Linked DNA regions of Homo sapiens: region 2 is linked to region 1. A link is a loop called in an ENCODE intact Hi-C map of the cell type or tissue named here. Cell type or tissue: dorsolateral prefrontal cortex. All regions are shown on one strand. Links, peaks and the distances in the headings refer to the core of each region. The heading gives the core; the rest is flanking DNA.

Region 1 (8,624 bases), core at 429-8,428:
GATTGTCTCCAGGGTAGTGAGGAATCTGAGCAGGCCCAGCGTACTATTTTACTATGATAACCAGGGGATAATGTTACACATGAGGCAGCCTGGAGATCCTGGCCACACAGAGCTTTCTCACACAGGTAACGAGGGTTGCTGCAAGCATCCCAGTGCAGGCAGGAGCCGATGCCCATGGTGGCAGCTCACGCGTCACGCATCTGTGCCTGCCTGGGGTTATTCAGTGACAGTCATCTGCTGTGCCCCACCACAGGGGCCCATGGACAGGGCTGTCCTCCAACACTATCTGGTGTCCCATGTGGACTTCCACAAGCAGGCGGCGTGCAGGAGATGGTGTGTGCACGTGTGCCTACGTGTGTCAGTGCATGTGTGAGCAACTGTGTGGAGGGGGAGAGGACCAGCTGTTAGCTGAGAGTGCAGGCCCTGAGTTCACAGAGGCCCTGTTCAAATTCTAGCTTCCCCATTATCTATGTGGCCTCCTGTAGCTGGATATCACTTAACCAGGAGACCTCAGTTTGCTGATCTGTAAAACAAGCCAGTCACACCGTGAGGTGAAATGCTCAGCGCAGGGCCTGGCTCACCGTGAGTGGGTGCCTGTGGAAGGTCTGTGCTGCTTCTCCCCGCTCAGCCATCCCTTGCTCGTGCCTCCTTTCCCTGGCCCAGGTTTGGGACGTGACCTAAGACTGAGGGTGAGAGGGGCAGAAGCTGCCCTGTGCTCCGCCTGCAAGGGTGGGATTGACAGGGATGTGGGCGGGACTCATCACTCCCTGTGACCTCCCTGTCACCAAATATTCCAGGAAAATGCATTCCAGCTTCAAGGACATTCTTAGCAAAGGGGGTCCTGCCGAGCTTTGTGCATTACTGAGACCACTGTTCAGTCTGGACTTTGTCTGTCCAGCAAACATGATTCAAGGGTTATTTCAGGCAAAATATCAGCGAGTGACTATTACGGGATAAGCTGAACTGAGATTCCTCACGGTTTAGTCAGTGCTTTCGTAACTGCAGCAGGACAATGTCTAGAGTAACTCATTTCAGTGTGGCTGTGATGACACTTTCTGTGGGTTCACATTTAGCAACAGGCACAAAAGCCAGCAGGGCCTCCCACAGTCAAACCAGAACTCCTGGAAAGAACCCACCCTTTTCATGGTCACATACATTTGAATTGGAATATTTTCTGCAGTCTTTCTTATATTAAAATGATTAAAAGCAAACAGTCGCCCATCTGAGCAAAGAACTATCATAAGGCCTTTCTGGCTCATGTCTGACCGTGCACAGGTACCTGCAGGGAAATCCGGCCGATGCCGCTGAGCAGCTGGGGCTCTTGCTCTGGGTAATACTTGATAACCGAATGATACGCCTCCACGGCCAGCACATAATCCTGTGGGAAGAAAAACCCAACGTACTTTAGAGCTGAGAACAGCACTGTGGGTTTCACACGTGTAGAAGAGCACAAGTGTATACAGACGCGGTGTAGAGAGAGGACACGCTGACGCAGGAGCTGGCGGGGAAGCTGGAAACCAGCACGCGGTGCTCGGCTGCCAGGGGGCGGCTGCTCTCCCGACTGCAGTCGGGCCGGGATTCTGAGCTGTGCGCATCGCAACGGCGGGGTCCTGCCTGTCACCGGGGGCTGTCGCGGTTTAGTTGGGCCTGAGGGTCTGTTTCCTGCTTCCATCTTCTAAACAGCGATTCATATTTCACTTGGACTGCACCTAACTCTCTTTCCTGACAAAGTTATCATGTGAGTTGGCGAACGCTGTCTCATCTCCATCCTCCAAATACATAGGCCAAATTTTTAAAGTGTCTCTTAAACGTTTTCTATGCTAGAAATTAAGGTCAAACCTTTACATGTAAAGAAAAACCACAAAACAAGTTTGCTGAGGCTGAGTATGTGATGGAGGTCGGCCTTGCAGAGTGCGTGAATGTCGTGTGCTCCGTGCGGCACGCATGAGACCTTCCCGTTTTAGAGACAGCTACGGGGGAACATGTAGGAGCGCTGTGCCAGCTGCCGTGCTCAGGGCATCTGGTTTCTGCCAAAGGCCTTTGCTGGATTCCTCATCGCTCTGCCCTGCCTGTGGTGGTCTGGCCCGTGGCCCCTCCTCAAGGGCAAGGCCTGGCAGCACAGTCTCACTGTCCATCTGCCCACTCATGCCGGCCCATCACAGCCACTTGCTGGACGCTGAGCGGACCCAGTCACCCTTTCCAGGTGTGAGCAACGCGGTCTCCGTGCAGGAAGGTCTTGCCAAAGTCACGTGGGACACAGTGGTAGCTTGTCTCAAGTCCCCAGCAAACCCGGGCTCTCTCCAGGATGACAGTGATCGCCGCATTTATTGAGCGAGCTGTGTGCGGCAGGCCCTGCACTAAATGCTCCCCTGCATTCTCGCACTTAGCTATAAGCACGCGGTCAGCAGTAACTATGGCCACCAATGGTGTTTTTCTTCTTACTTACTCATCGTATAATCCCAGAGGTACTTTTATTTCTTTATTCTTCTACATGTTCCATTTCCTCCAAACTGGGACTGGAGTTACTGGCTTGCTAATTGGGATGTTACAAAGAAAGACAGACAAGTACAATTCCAGTTTGGTAGGAAGGAAAAAACAAAAAAAACCCAAAACGACTCTCTCCAGTCTAGTACCTTCGAGTACAGCTCATTAAAACTAATTTTATTCAAGGCCTGACGCCCATGACGAGCCAGACAGCACATGCCTCGGTCTCCTTTCCCACGCCTTCCTGCTGCCTGTCTCTGCTGTCTAGCTGTGCGAGTGCGAGCATGTGTGTGTAAGCGTGTGTGAGCATTGTGTATGAGTGTGAGCGTGTGTGTGAGCATGTGTGTGTGTGGACGTGTGTGTGTGAGCTCCCTCACACAGGGGAGGGCTTTGTGACCTGGCATGGGGGCACTCGGGGCGGCTGAGGTTGCAGCTGGGACGGACATGGCACCCCAGATGCAGCTGTGGGGCCTGCACACCCTGGGCTGGCCCTGATCTGAGAAGTTTAGGGGAGCAGCCCTGCTTTCCAACAGAGGCTGCACTCACCAGCTTGCACCAGCTCGGGGAAAAGTAGCAGCTGCCCCCCTAGGCTTCTCTGGGGAAGGAAGTAGGCTTCCGAGCACCCATCATGCTGGGCAATGTCTGTTCTAATCCCACACATGTCCCACCTTTGGTTTCAAGTAAACAAAAGGCAGGCTTTGACTTTCTTGTTATCAGCCCGGCAGTGTCACTGGGTCATTCCAGTGCCCCACTCACGCCACTGATGCTCCAGGCTGAGGCGGCCACCACAGAGAGCGCAGGGTGGGGGCGTGGTGGGGGCGCAGCACTCACTGCTAGTGGGCGATGCCGTGGCCAGCCGCATCACCCTAACCGCTCTTTCAGTGCTCAGGGCCAGGGGTCAGTGTTTCTGAAGATAATCTAGTATGACAAAAGACAGGTTTTTACGAAACCAAGCCATGCTCTTTGATGGGAAGTTACTTTAGGCATGGCTCTTCCCAAAGAGCACGTGCACAGGCCTGGGAGCCGTGTGAGAGGAAGCTGGATTCCAGGCCGGGGGCAGGCGCGGCAGAGAAGGGATCTCGGGGGCCCCTGCACCCGCCGGCAGCCACTCCCACCAGCTCAGCAACAGTAGCGCTCGCCAGTCCCTCAGGTGTGAACATGACACGTGTCTGTGTGTCCGGGCTGCAGTTGGGGGAAGAATTCTGGGGCACTTCAGGGGGCCCATCGTCAATACAGCAGATGAGGATTTGGGATTGTGTTACAAAGTTTCCTTAGGTTGACGGTTACTTAATGACTTTATTTACTGAAGAGGAAACAGCCCTTCACAGGTAAAATGGCCAAAAGAAGCTCCTCAAGAGAGCTTAACCTACTCTCCAGATCCTGTGGATTTGGCTTTTGTAAAGGACATGAATGACTTACTTCCAGGGACAAGTCTATTTTAGCTCAATCTTCACCATTTCTTTTCAGCAGCCACACGTGTTTACAGGCCGTGAAACTAGATTTACAACCATTCTGCAACCAGCAAGGACTTCTGCAGTCTAATTTCAGCAAGACGGAAGGTAGCTGATGCAGCTGCGTGCTCCTTTCCATCATGTGCGGAGCCACGGCGGGTTCTGATGTGCATACTGGCGAGCTGTGGGGACACCAGGAGGGAAGTGGCCTCCCAGGGGCACCCGGGGGAGGGGGGGCCCAAGCCACCTAAGGTGGCAGGCACCTGCATCCATATGGTCTGCCAGTGCAGGTGCCCTAAGGCTACAGTGAGGCCTAAGGAGAGGAAGAAGTATTTAAAAAGTGAAGATAGTGACATTTTCAATGCTTTATAATACATGCCACTGTGCATTATAGCATATCATGCAGATTTATCCAGGGCTAAAACGTATGAATACATTTCATTGCTAAGAAGTTAAATTGGTATTTATTTCACTGTAATAAAAATGTTATTCAAGATAATTAAATGGCTGATTAAATAACTCATTGTTAGCCCATATACATAATTTAATTAACAGGATACCCCATATTATTAAGATCACACACTGTTGCAATACCCTGTATGCTCACTAGATGGCAAGAGAGTGCATATGCTTGGCTTGGCTTTAATTGCAACATTTTTGCCTCCTTTTTTTAACTCATGAAAATGAAAGCTTAAGCTGAACTTTCAAATTAAATCATGTCCATTGTAAAAGTATTTTTGAAATGCAATAATATGTTCTGTACTGAGTCCCAGCAATACAGGAAGAAGACTCACATTCGGAGCCTGGTGGTGGTGTTACTACCACAGTGCCACAAAGAAAAGCCCATTCCGTCGTTTTCTATTAATGTGTCTTAAAATGCAAATGAAAGCCCGCCAGTGGAACAGGGAACTTTCCTCCCTGGGGAGTTTTAGCCCCATGATTAGTGAAACGTCAGTCCTGTGAATTTATAATTGATTCTTCATGTCTTTGCATAAGAATGTTCCGGCAAGCTGGTGACTTTCAGGTGACGCTGACAATGCCCTCAGCAGGTGGAGGCCTACTGCGGACCGCCCAGACCGCCAGGTGGGGGTGTCAGGGCTGGCCACAGGCAGCACAGGGAGAATGGCCTGTTTTGGGAGGCAGAGGGGTCAGGCCGGGTGCTTCGGGGTCACCTGGTTGCTGGCCAAGCCTTGGGTGGTGAAGAGGCCACCAGGGCAGGGGAGCAGGAGGGCCTACTTTTCACTCCCACTCAGAGGTGGGCAAGCCCTGCTGCAGAAGCCAGAGGGGGCTGGAGAAGGGAAGGGGGCGGGTGGGAGGAGGGTGAGGACCAGAACAAAGCACCTGTGCGGGCCACCTGACCTCAGTGGGACTATCTCAGGAGTGGCAGCGGAAGAAAAACCTGCTCTGAGCAAAACCACAGAACTTGAAAACCGTAATTTCCTTTATCCAGTGTGTTGAAGGAGAGGAGAGAGCTGTGTGAATGTCAGAGCTGGGAGGGATTTCAGAGATCTCAGATCTATGCCCTTATTTTAAGGAGGAGGCTGAGGCTTGCAGTAGTGCGAGGCTGCGTCACGGTCGCTTGCTACCGAGGATGAACAGGACGCCGAGTCTCCTTGTGCGTCCAGCCTGACGTAGACGCAGAAGCGCAAAGGCAGCGGCCCCGCACTGGGCACTGGGGCTGCGCTAAAGCCGGGGTGCGGGCTGCACGTCTTCCTGATGGAATGCCTGAGCCACTGATGGCTGTGAATCTATACCCGCACCCAGCCTGCTCGGAGCAGTGCCCGGGGTCACAGTCACCTCTGGGGATGCTGCAGGGTCCGTGCATAAAGCAGGGCTGCCACTTCAGGGTTCATGACAGAGCCCGTGAGCACAGTTCTCCGCTGGTAAATTGCCTGCTCTGCCTTGCTGAAAATCAAGCTCAGGAATGACCTTGGCCCCATGAAAGCCGCATGGGTGTGGGAGTTAAGGTCGCTGTCTTCGAACAGCCCAGGAGGTGTTACGAGCACTGCTCCGGAGCGCCTGCTGCTAGCTGATTCCTGCAGTAGCTCTCAGTACGCACAGCTGGCTGCAGGGACACTAGCTCCACACAGGGCACCCTGATGCCCAGTGTGGGAGGTGAGCCAGGTGTGGGGTGCGTTCCAAACAAAGAGAGGAGCCAAAAAACACCGTTGCACAGGCTGGCGAGAGCCAGGAGACACGGAAAAACAGATGACAGCCTCAGTTCAGCTCCTTGATTTCTAAGCTGTTTCCCTGCGGGCTGAGAGCTCTGGGGTGACGTCCTAAGAAGGTCTTGTGGGGAAGCCTGTCTTCAGGTGTTGTAAGCATCAATCATAAAATCAAAACCATGAGGTGAAAAAAACACCCTCCACGAAGATAGGGAGAACAAAGGACACCTTCTGGGGATGGAGTTCAGAGAAAAATGGGGGAAAATGAACAATACTTTTAATTAAATCATTTAGACCCACATTTCAATAATGAAATCTGATCATCTAAATTCTACATTCTGTTGAAATTTCTTGCAGTAGAAATAAAGTACATATAGCCCCATAATGTGTCACTGGGCTCCCTGTTAAGCCAGTACTTAGCTGGCTTCTCTGCACGGCCGGTCCCTGCCAGCATCTATTATACCAGCGGCTCCCTCGCGGCTCCCACTGACCCCGCTCTTCCAGATCACATGGCAGCCCTGCTTGGCCACCCACGTACCTTCATCAGGAGCAGACAGTTTGCCATGGAGTACATCACCCGGCCCAGACGTGACCTCCACAGCCGGATAGAGGCTACAAGGTAAGAGCAGCCTGTAAGTGCACAAATAAATTCGAGGCTCTTTCTAGCCCTCAATTACTGGGTCCTGTGAATTCTAATTTAACTTTAAAAGATCCCTCTTGTTAACACCACTGGATTTCGGCCTGGAATGCTGAATATGCTGCAGGCTGCACTGAGGCAGAAAATACAGCACTCGCATTGGGACCAGAGGTGGCTTTGGGAAGAGACCCTCGGCATCAGAGAACCAGGAGGGTGGCTGCTCAGCATCAGCCCAGACACAAGGCCAAATGGTCCGACCGGGGGCCCCGTTTCCAAAGCCAGAACCCTGAGAAAAGGAGCAAAGCTGACAGAAACGACGACATTGCCTGCAGCTCGACAAGGCTGGGAGGGCCACTGGCCAGGGTGGCCGCCAGCCTCTCGCAGTTGACCTATGGGAGGCCACCCGGAGGGCCCCACCCATGCCCAGCCATGAGGCCTCCCCTGCCTCCCGACCATGGGCTGGTGCAGACGCCGGTTCCCCCAAGGAGTGCTACACCGTGTTCCAGAACTCAAGTGGCTGGCACATTCCGCTGGGGACTCGGCACTCCCCTGCAGCTGGCTTCCTTCCCTAGCACCTGCTGCCACACGGTGGCTGACCGCGACCCTGAGCCTGGCCCGTCCCTCCCTGCTCTCCCCTGCACATTATTTAGTTAGCAGCCATCCCTCCACTGATTTCAAACCTTCAGGGCCCATCTCTTCTAGTAGTTTCCAAACTGGCTTTGTGGCCTTCTTGGGGTCTGCAAAGGTCCCCTGGGAGCTGCCCTGGGGGGAGGGTGGGCTGACCAATGGTGCCTGTTTATCATTGGGATGACCAGGAGGAAGGCGCAGGTTGAGGACTGAGCTAATCTGAAATGAACATATTATTGACAGGCAGGCTGAGGTCCACAGAGGCCAGGGACGCTTCCATCTGACCCCTTGTCCAGCGCTCCTTGCGCCTGTGCTGTGTCTACTTCCTCGAAGAAAAGTCCACACTTCCAACTGCAAAGTGCCAAGATGCCACCCTGGGCAGCACCAGGCCCTGGGAGTGCTCCTGGCCTCCCTCATCGCTGGGCACTGGGAGCCGTGTGTCCCTGGCTGCCTCTGAGGCTGTGATTTAGGAGGCTGAAGCTGACCCACCGCTGGCACCAAGCGTCCACTGTGAGATAACAATCACCTAGAAATGATGTGCATTTACGGTGTGCTTCAGGAGAACACACAGAAACTTAATTGCTAGAATTAAAAACTTAACTCACTTTGCCTTTCAGCAATGAAAAACACATTAGCTGCTTATGTTCCCCTTATACCATTATTTTTGTGAAAAGAAATTCTGAATATCTTCTCTTAATGGATGTAAAATATGGATTGTCTCAATGAATTGCATATTTATTCTGATGATCTTTGCAGATTCCTTTCCTGCTCTAAATCCTCCCCTACCCTCCTTATAAATGCTCATGGGTGTGACCTTCTGTTAGATTTCCAGGAACAGCCTTCTGCTCTCTGATAACTACATGCTCATTCCCACCAAAGCAGGAGCCCAACCAGGGGTAAAATGACTGGTTGCCAAGAATGCTGAATGGGACATCCATGAGCAGACAGTGCCGTCTCTCCTTCAGACCTTGTTACTCTACCTGCAATTAAATTACTGAAAAGAGAGTGCACAAGTGCACACACATGCACACACCACACCCACACCACATGCCACAGCATGCACACCCAACATCCACACACCACACACATACACACCTCACACACGTTCAGCTCACACCAGCCAGCAGTTCCCCAGAAACCCCAGCACACCTGCGGAAACGGAGACCACCCGATCTTGACTTGGGCTGCACATCGAGTAGGACAGAAGCTGTGGGAAGGAGGAGATGACCAGGCCACCAGGCCTGTGGGGAGATGCTGCCA
Region 2 (8,624 bases), core at 506-8,505, 63 kb after region 1:
ACCTCACTTTCAAATACAGAGGCAGAGGTGATGTAACAAAAAAGGAACTGGGATTATTTTCTTCTGAACTTCACTGTAGTCTTCTTGCAAGTAAGTGATTTACATATTACTGTTTTCACACAAAAGACAGTTGCCTCTGAGCTGGGACTGAGCCACGCGCTACTCCAAAATAAACTTTAAAACATTCTCATTTTCTGTTTTAGTTCACAGGCTAACCTTCACCTGTCATTTCAATGGGCTGCAAAGTTTAATCCTCCAGAAATTTCTAAACTTCTCAACTATTATATCTTTAGGAACTAAAGTTTGCTTAAAATAGGTGAAATCTGGTCGGGTGCGGTGGCTCACGCCTATAATCCCAGCACTCTGGGAGGGTGAGGCAGGCGGATCACCTGAGGTCAGGAGTTCAAGACCAGCCTGGCCATGGTGAAACCCTGTCTCTACTAAAAATACAAAAAATTAGCCGGGTGTGGTGGTGCACGCCTGTAATCCCAGCTACTCGGGAAGCTGAGGCAGGAGAATCACTTGAACCCGGGAGGTGGAGGTTGCAGTGAGCTGAGATCACGCCATTGCACTCCAGCCTGGGCAACAAGAGTGAAACTCCATCTCAAAAAAAAAAAAAAAAAAATTGGTGAAATCTGAAGCCCGGTGCAGAAGAATTAGTAACAATTGAGAAAAACAAGATGGGGAACTATTAGAAAAATAAGTAAATTAGGAAATTCCATTCTCTTTTTTGAAAGTTGAAAGGTGAATACATGTCCTCCAGATTGTTCACCCAAATGGAGAGTGTCTGGACCATGTGCCGCTGAAATACAGTCAGGATAAGGGCGCATTTCAACATGAGTTTCAGACAGCCGGTGGGACTTATTCCCAAAATCAAGGACCTCACTCTCCAAACCCCTTCAAGAAAGTGTGCCCACTAACTTGACTGCATGCAGGCATGGGAGCATGGCTTTGCTAAGTCCACTCTAGGCAACCGTGTGGATGAGCTAGCAGAGCAATTCCACAGCCCCCTAAGGAGACAACACTGGGGAGCTGAGATTCGGTGTGAGATGGGGCTCTCATTTCAGAGTACTTACCCCATGGCTACCATAGGATTCCTGAAGGAAACATACGCGACAAACTTCCAATATCTTCTCCTTAATCTAGAAAAGCTACCCAACGCAATTACAGCTGTCTTTAAGATTATAAATTCATTGGAAACAAATCAACCTGTACAGCAATGGTGATCCAGTACTAATGTTTTTTTATTTTTATTTTTTTGAGACGGAGTCTCGCTCTGTAGCCGAGGCTGGAGTGGCAGTGGTGTGATCTCGGCTCACTGCAACCTCCACCTCCCGGGTCCCAGTTCAAGCGATTCTCCTGCCTCAGCCTCCTGAGTATCTGGGATTACAGGAACGCACCACCATGCCCAGCTAATTTTTGTATTTTTAGTAGAGATGGGGTTCACCATGTTGGCCAGGCTGGTCTTGAACTCCTGACCTTGTGATCTGCCCGCCTTGGCCTCCCAAAGTGCTGGGATTACAGGTGTGAGCCACTGCGCCCAGCCATGAATTTTAAAAACCTACTTATAGAATTCATGACAAAGCTTAAAAATGTTCAGAAATTCACCCATTCAATAATAAACTTTCTACACAAAATGCAGAAAATGCAATATATTTAAAAAATGAACACAAATCATTTATCTCTATTATATATGATGAAGCAAACTCAATCAAAGTATGCACTGCTTTGAGTAATTTGATCATTTCCAATAATGGCTTTTTAACTAATTAGGCTTAAAAGTATCCATGTATTAATATGATGCTTTTTGGTGCACAGGACTGGCATCTACTCCAACAAAATTCTACTTATGTGCAAGAGCTTTGAATAATATTCAAAATAATTGACTTCTAGAGAAAATATTATGAAGGCAGGCAGGACTTATCACAAAACAACACTGAAATCAAACACATTGTCACTTACGATTAGCTGTTTCAATCCAACAAAAGATTGTTCCACTGAGTCGGCATTTAGGACTTGTCTCTTTGCTGCAGCTTTTTCACCCAGAAAGCGAAGCATCAAGTCTTTAACTGCATCTCCCTGGGAAGAATAGAAGAAAAATATGTCAAGACAATAAAATGTCAACTAAACTCAGCTAACCAGAACCCATAACTAAACACAATTTCTTTTTTCTCCACTGGCTTGTGGAGGTAAAAGTAACGGTTATAGTATCGTAAAACTTCAATTAACCAGAAGCTAAATTAGCACAATCGTTAATAAAATGCATAATTTTAGAATTGCTCTTTATTCTTTTTATTTTAAAAATTATATCTTTATTCACCACTGATCAGAAAGCATGTTCTTTATTCTGAAGAGGAAACGGTAAGTCCTACCGCCTACTACCAGGCTTGTAGTGAGAGGCAAAGCCAAGCCAGCAGAGAGGCCTCAGGTGAGGGGCCTAGGGAGGCCCAGGAGCATGAAGGTGACACTGCTGGGGACCAGGGGCTGCACCCACAGTGGCCAGCCTCGCGCTGGTGCAGGCAGGCCTGAATAGTCTTCCCAAATCTCATCAATGCCTCCATGCTTGCCTGGACCTCCAGGAAAGCCTGGAGGGCTAGGGCTAAAGAAGTTAAATTACCAATGGCCCTCTCTTCAGTGCTGAGGTCACCAGCCAAGCCAAAGGAAAACTGAGACCCCCTTTCACAGCAGGTCCTCGGTAGCCTCGCTGAGCCAGGCCTTGCTCCAGGAGCTGCTGGGCGCACTTCATGCTGCAAGCCAGGGAAGAATCCAGTTGCCTCTGCACGGGACCGTTTCTACTCCTGACCTGACTCCTCTGATTAGAACGATCTTTAGACGGTGCTGAAGAACACTGGACGTGGAATCTGAAGCATGCCACTTGCTTTAAAGGGAAGACACAGAAGGGCAAGGGGAGGGAGAACAGGTGCTTTTGTGTGGCCTGGGGACAGAAGAGATGTGCCAATGACCTGCCCTGAGCAGGGAGCAATCTCACAGCTAGTGTCAAGCCCAGATGCTGGGCGAGCCAGCCTTCATGACCCTCGGGAGTCGGCACAGTTCAGGGGCCCCAGGGAAGGGCCTGAAGTTACCAAGTCTGTTGTATGGGGACAAACTAGTCATCCCAACAGTGCAGAGAAAACTGTCACAGTCCACAGGCCTCAGTGCTGTTTCGGTGGCTGCACCGCAGGCCGAGGGAGAGTCCAGGGTAAGTAAAGGCTGCTCACAGGACACGATGCTCTCCACGGGCGGCAGGAGACGCCTCTCACACACAGCTGGGACCAGGACACAGCCCTGGACCATCTCTCTCCTTTCTGGGGGTGCTGCTGACTGAGGAAAGGCACCTGGGAAGGGGCAGCAGCACTGAGGTCCCTGAAACACCTGAGGCAGGGGCAGCTGGGGGGATAGAGCAGCCCAGGGGGAAAGGGAAGCAGCGCTGAGGTCCCTGAAACGCCAGAGACAGTGAGTATCCTGGGAGGAGGAAGCAGTGGCTCTGAGGTCCCTGAAACGCCAGAGACAGTGAGTATCCTGGGAGGAGGAAGCAGTGGCTCTGAGGTCCCTGAAACGCCAGAGACAGTGAGCATCCTGGGAGGAGGAAGCAGTGGCTCTGAGGTCCCTGAAATGCCAGAGACAGTGAGCATCCTGGGAGGAGGAAGCAGTGGCTCTGAGGTCCCTGAAATGCCTGGAGACAGCAAGCAGCCGGAGCTGGCTGGATCTTCCCTGACACGTGCTCTGGGCGTCTGGCCCGCAGCAGCTGCTGACAGGGACACAGCACAAAGTCCCTGCAGTCTCTCGGGTGAGCAGAAGAAAGACTCAAACTAGGACAACCCCAAGATGGGGGGTGGAGAAAGCCAAGATCTCTCCATCTCAGCACAAAGCTGCCTCCCAGCCACAGAGAAGCTGATGCTCATGCTGCAGGCGGGCCACTGGGAGCACGCAGTGACTGAGGGTGCAGAGAAGCCTGCGTGCCCCCTGCCTGGACTTCACCGCTGGCTCAGATCTCTTCCTATTGTTCTCCTACCCTTTTTTTTTTGGCGGCGGGGCGGTGGCGGGGGGAGCGGGGGAAAGAAAAGCATAGAAGTTGTTTCTCCTAAGAAGCAAGGTTATTTCAATCTTTTGCTATCTTTCAAAATAGTGACACTTAAAAGAAGAACAGAATCTAGACCATGAGAGCAAGAGAATCAGAAAAGCTGCTGACATTGCTTCTCTGCTCTGCTGCCTCCCTTCTACCAGGAGAGATCAACAGCCTGCGGCAGAAGGGGCTGGGTGGCTCCAGGTCATAGGTCTGTCTCTTCCCTGGGTGCTAAACCTGGTGCTCGCAGAGGCCAGCCTCACGTTTTCTCACATTGAGGAAAAGACCTAGGGGCAGCAGTTGTATAATTTCTGCTTTCAGAGCATAAGGTGAAGTACTTCAAATACCAGATCCACAAAATCAGCTAACTGATCTAGCAGCAATAATTAAAAGGCAAAATAAAAGAGTTCAGACACAGGGCCCCATAAAGCTCTGCAAAAATGCAACTCGTCTCAGACAAAGAGCATCTCAGCCAGGGGGGCAGCGAGCTGGGTAAAGAGCAAAATCAAATTGTAATGCCAGGGACGGAGGGCCAATTCAACTCCTCCATCCCCACAACATTATCAATGAGACCATGCTGTGAAAATCTCTTGTCCTTAAAATTCTCTGTTAGTTAATATTTTAGCTACCACAGCAAGTTCCTGAGATACTAGCATATGCATGACTATCAAATATCCCACCAACAGAGGGCCAAGGATGTGACAAGCGTCTTAGGACAAACCTCGCCCTTGCTGTGTGGCTAACTGAAGGTGGTGACAGCGCAGGGAGGTGGAGACGCTTGTACTGCATCTCCTCTAGCCGTTACTGTGCAGGGGAGGTGGGAGGGGGAGGGAACTTCCCCCAGGGCTTTCTAGAGAGCTGTGCTACTACACCTGGGATGGAATCCAGCTAGAACCAATGATTCCTTCAGACCAGCAAGCCATTCAGTGAGGGTCTACTTTATCCAGGGCAAGGTTCAGGGAACACGAAGGAAACACATGAATATATCACAATCTGGGACTCATCGTGATGTCGCCACCCCATTCTCCTGGTCAGGTGCATTTATGGAGGAGCAAGTGGCTGTTCTCACGGCTGACAGGCGGTTAGGGCCTGGCTGCCTTTCCTGCAATGGGGGAATAGTCTCAGTAGTCCCTTCTTGATTTTGATGGTGAAAGACAAAACAGAAGCCAGAGCAGTGGACTGAAAGCGTATGGGCCTTACTGTCTGGGAAGCCCAAAGACACAAATGCTCACGGGGTAGCGCTGCTGAAAGGCAGCAGCCCCTGCACCTGGCACAGAACACGCTGAGCTTTCTGCCACATCGCCAATGCAGAAAGGTGCCTGTTTATCCTGGCAGGGTCTATCCTCTGATCCAGTGTTTGCTTACTCCAGGGAAAAATGAGACCACCTGAACAAAAAAACCACAACAATTAAAACCCAAACCCAAACTCAAGGATGTGGAGCAACTGGAACCCTCACACACCACATCATTGGTGGGGAGTCAACATGGAATAGCCATTTTAGAAAACTGTCTGGCGGGGCCTCAAAATGTTGAACAGAGTTACCACAGAATCCAGCAAGTCCACACCTAGCTATACATCCCAGATCACTGAGAACACATAGACACAAACGCCTGTGTGTGAATGTTCACAGTAGCATTACTCACAACAGCCAAAAGGTAGAAACAGCCCAAATGTCCACCAACTGATGAATGAATAAAAAGCAGCAGTAATTTGCTTCTGTCCATTTCAGGGTAACTGGGACTGGACTGTCTTGATGTGAACAACTGCAACATTGCTCAGAAGAAATCTAACAACTGTCTTCAGACACAGCAAAGGACTGTGACCCAACAGAAGGAAAACATGAGTTGAACTCTTGAACCCAATGGCACTTTTTGGACCACATTGCAGGAGGAGAATCCCAAGCAGGGTTTGGGACATCAAGGAGGTTAAGGCGGGTGGGCTGATGAGCTTGAGACTGTACTCAAATATGCTTTCCCAACATTCTTATTTTGCTAAATTATTAACAACAATGGGAGACAGAGAAAGTGTGAGAGTGTATGTGTCAGAAAGAATATACATTATCTCTATATAATAAGTTCCACCTACATAATCCTTTGTGGTTTATTCTAAAAACCCAGCTACAATTTATAACATAATTTACTAGAAAATGGTTTTGGAACATACTTACAAACTGGATAATTCTTATATCCAGAGATCTAGAAAGGAGGGAGCTAAGCAGAGAAAGGGTTTGTGTGGGAGCCCTTGAGTTTACTGCTGACACTCAGCTGTATGTGCAGAGAGTGCAGCTCTGAAGGCAGGAAAGGATGAGGTGCTGTGAGCTGACAAGCCCAGAGCTCACACAGGGCTGTGGGGTGTTGAGTGTGGGTCTGCCATGGACAGAGTCCTGTGAGCTGGCAAGCCCAGAGCTCACACAGGGCTGAAGGGTGCTGACTGTGGGTCTGCCATGTTTAGTGCTCTCACTGAACAGAAGGGGAATTCAGTACAGACTTCAGAAAGGTCACCCAAAAGTAGAAGCTACTGCTCTAAAGTCATTCTAAAAAGTCTAAAAACAAACATGAAACTAAATCTGTAAATAAGTTACTTGCTTGTCAGAATAAAGGGCAAGTCTTTTCAAAGGAAGATGAAAAAGCTAGACACACAACCTGAAATCCACAATGTCCACCTTCTAATAAAAAATTACTAGACATGTAAAACATGTGTCCCGTAACTAAGAGAAAAAGTACATAAAAATAGATGCAGATATTACATAGATAATGGAACTTTCAGATAAGAACTTTTCTTTTCTTTTCTTTCTTTCCTTTTTTTTTCTTTAAAGAGGCCTATGTTGCCCAGACTGGCCTCACACTCCTGGGCTCCAGTGATTCTCCTGCCTCAGCCTCCTGAGTAGCTGTGACTATGGGCACATGCCACCACACCCAGCTCAGAAGACAACTTTAAGGTGCCTCTTATAAATGTTCTCAAGAGTTTAAAGTAAAGCTTGAAAATGATAAAAGAAAAATGATACGAAAAAGAACCAAATAAAAATTCCAGAGGTAAAAAACATGGAAAAGTCACTGAATAGGATTAGCTGCAAACTAAAAAGTCTGAAGAAAAGATAAGTGAACTTAAGGACAGCAGTAGAAATTCTAAACTTAACCACAGAGAGAAAGACTGCAAAATAAAAACACAAAAACAGATCCTCAGTAGCTTCTGTGGCAATATGAAGCAGTAGGTATACCTGGAGTTTCCAGAAGTAGGAGAGAGAAAAAACACAGAAAATACCTGAAGAAATAATGACCCCAAATTTCCCCAAATTGACAAAAATGATAAAGTCTCAGATCCAAAACAGCCAATGAATGCCGAGCAAAATAAACATAAATCCCATGTGAAAGTACATCAGAACCAAACTGCTGAAAAACCAGGGATAAATCATAAAAGCACCCAGAGGAAAAATATACAATTAGGTACAGAGGAGCGAGGATAAGAATTACTACAGACTTCTCATCAGAAACTATGCAAGTCAAAAGACAGTGGGATGGCATCTTACAAGGTCTAAAAAGAAAAAAAAAAAAACCTGTCAACCTAGAATTCTACATACTGTAAATATGTTGTATATTTGGCAAAAATAAACTTTAATAACGAAGATGAGGCTGGGCATGGTGGCTCATGCCTGTAATCCCAGCACTTTGGGAGGCCAAGGTGGGCAGATCACTTGAGGTCATGAGTTCAAGACCAGCCTGGCCAATGTGGTGAAGCCCTGTCTCTACTAAAAATACAAGAACTAGCCAGGCGTGGTGGCTCACTCCTGTCATTCCAGCACTTTGGGAAGCTGAGGTGAGCAGATCACTTGATGTCAGGAGATTGAGACCAGCCTGACCAACATGGCAAAACCACGTGTCTACTAAAATTACAAAAATTAGCTGGGTGTCGTGGCACATGCCTATAATCCCAGCTACTCAGGAGGCTGAGGCAGGGGAATTGCTTGAGCCTGGGAGGTGGAGGTTGGAGTGAGCTGAGATTGTGCCACTGCACTCCAGCCTGAGTGACAGAGTGAGACTGTGTCTCAAGAAAAAAAAAAAAAAATTAGCTGGGCGTGGTGGTGCGTGCCTGTAGTCCCAGCTACTCTGGAGGGTGAGGCATGAGAATCACTTAAACCTGGGAGGCGGAGGTTGCAGTGAGCTGTGATTGTGAAACTGTACTCCAGCCTGGGCGACAGAGCAAGATTCTGTCTCAAAAAAAAAAAAAAAAAAAAGTAATAATTTTGAAACTAATAAAAGCTGCGAGAATCTGTAGCTAGTATACCTGCACCCCAAAATTAAAATTTCTGCCCTTCAAAAGACACCTAAGAAATTGCAAAAACAAGACATAGAATAGTAAAAAAAAAAAAAATTGCAACACATCTATTGTGTATGATAGCTCATTTCCAACCAGGATATTTACAGAATTCTTAAAACACAGTAACAATAAGACAAACATCCGAAGTTTGAAAGATGGAGAAAACGTTTGAAGAGATGCTCTATAAAGATATACAAACCGTCTACATATCAAAGGATTAATACATGAGATCCTTTGTATCAAGTA

Evidence for each region. A loop is a pair of places that touch in the nucleus more often than their neighbours do. Peaks named below come from ENCODE experiments on the same cell type or tissue, not always from the same donor. Only the 100,000 strongest peaks of a DNase experiment are listed, where the experiment ranks them.
Region 2: a loop joins it to region 1, with 2.0 times the contacts of the local background. A loop is called at or near these places in 3 of 110 quality-filtered maps.

What each region holds. Positions count from the first base shown.
Region 1 is chr2:3,458,351-3,466,974 of GRCh38, reverse strand. TRAPPC12 (trafficking protein particle complex subunit 12) reads right to left here. Exons shown (of 12, transcript NM_016030.6): 8 at 6,639-6,712; 9 at 1,280-1,378. Among named protein-coding and RNA genes, the nearest start is that of TRAPPC12-AS1, 21 kb to the left of the region's middle. RefSeq lists enhancers at 5,420-6,287, 6,640-7,153. In dorsolateral prefrontal cortex, for the core only: a CTCF peak has its summit at 4,546 (motif pointing right); DNase peaks (open chromatin) are centred at 5,594 and 5,853; H3K27ac peaks cover 5,539 bases.
Region 2 is chr2:3,395,232-3,403,855 of GRCh38, reverse strand. It overlaps TRAPPC12 (trafficking protein particle complex subunit 12), which reads right to left. Exons shown (of 12, transcript NM_016030.6): 3 at 1,963-2,079. Among named protein-coding and RNA genes, the nearest start is that of TRAPPC12, 20 kb to the right of the region's middle. RefSeq lists enhancers at 2,035-2,958, 2,959-3,884, 3,885-4,810. In dorsolateral prefrontal cortex, for the core only: no CTCF peak of the experiment used is centred there; a DNase peak (open chromatin) is centred at 3,735; H3K4me3 peaks cover 1,446 bases; H3K27ac peaks cover 3,335 bases.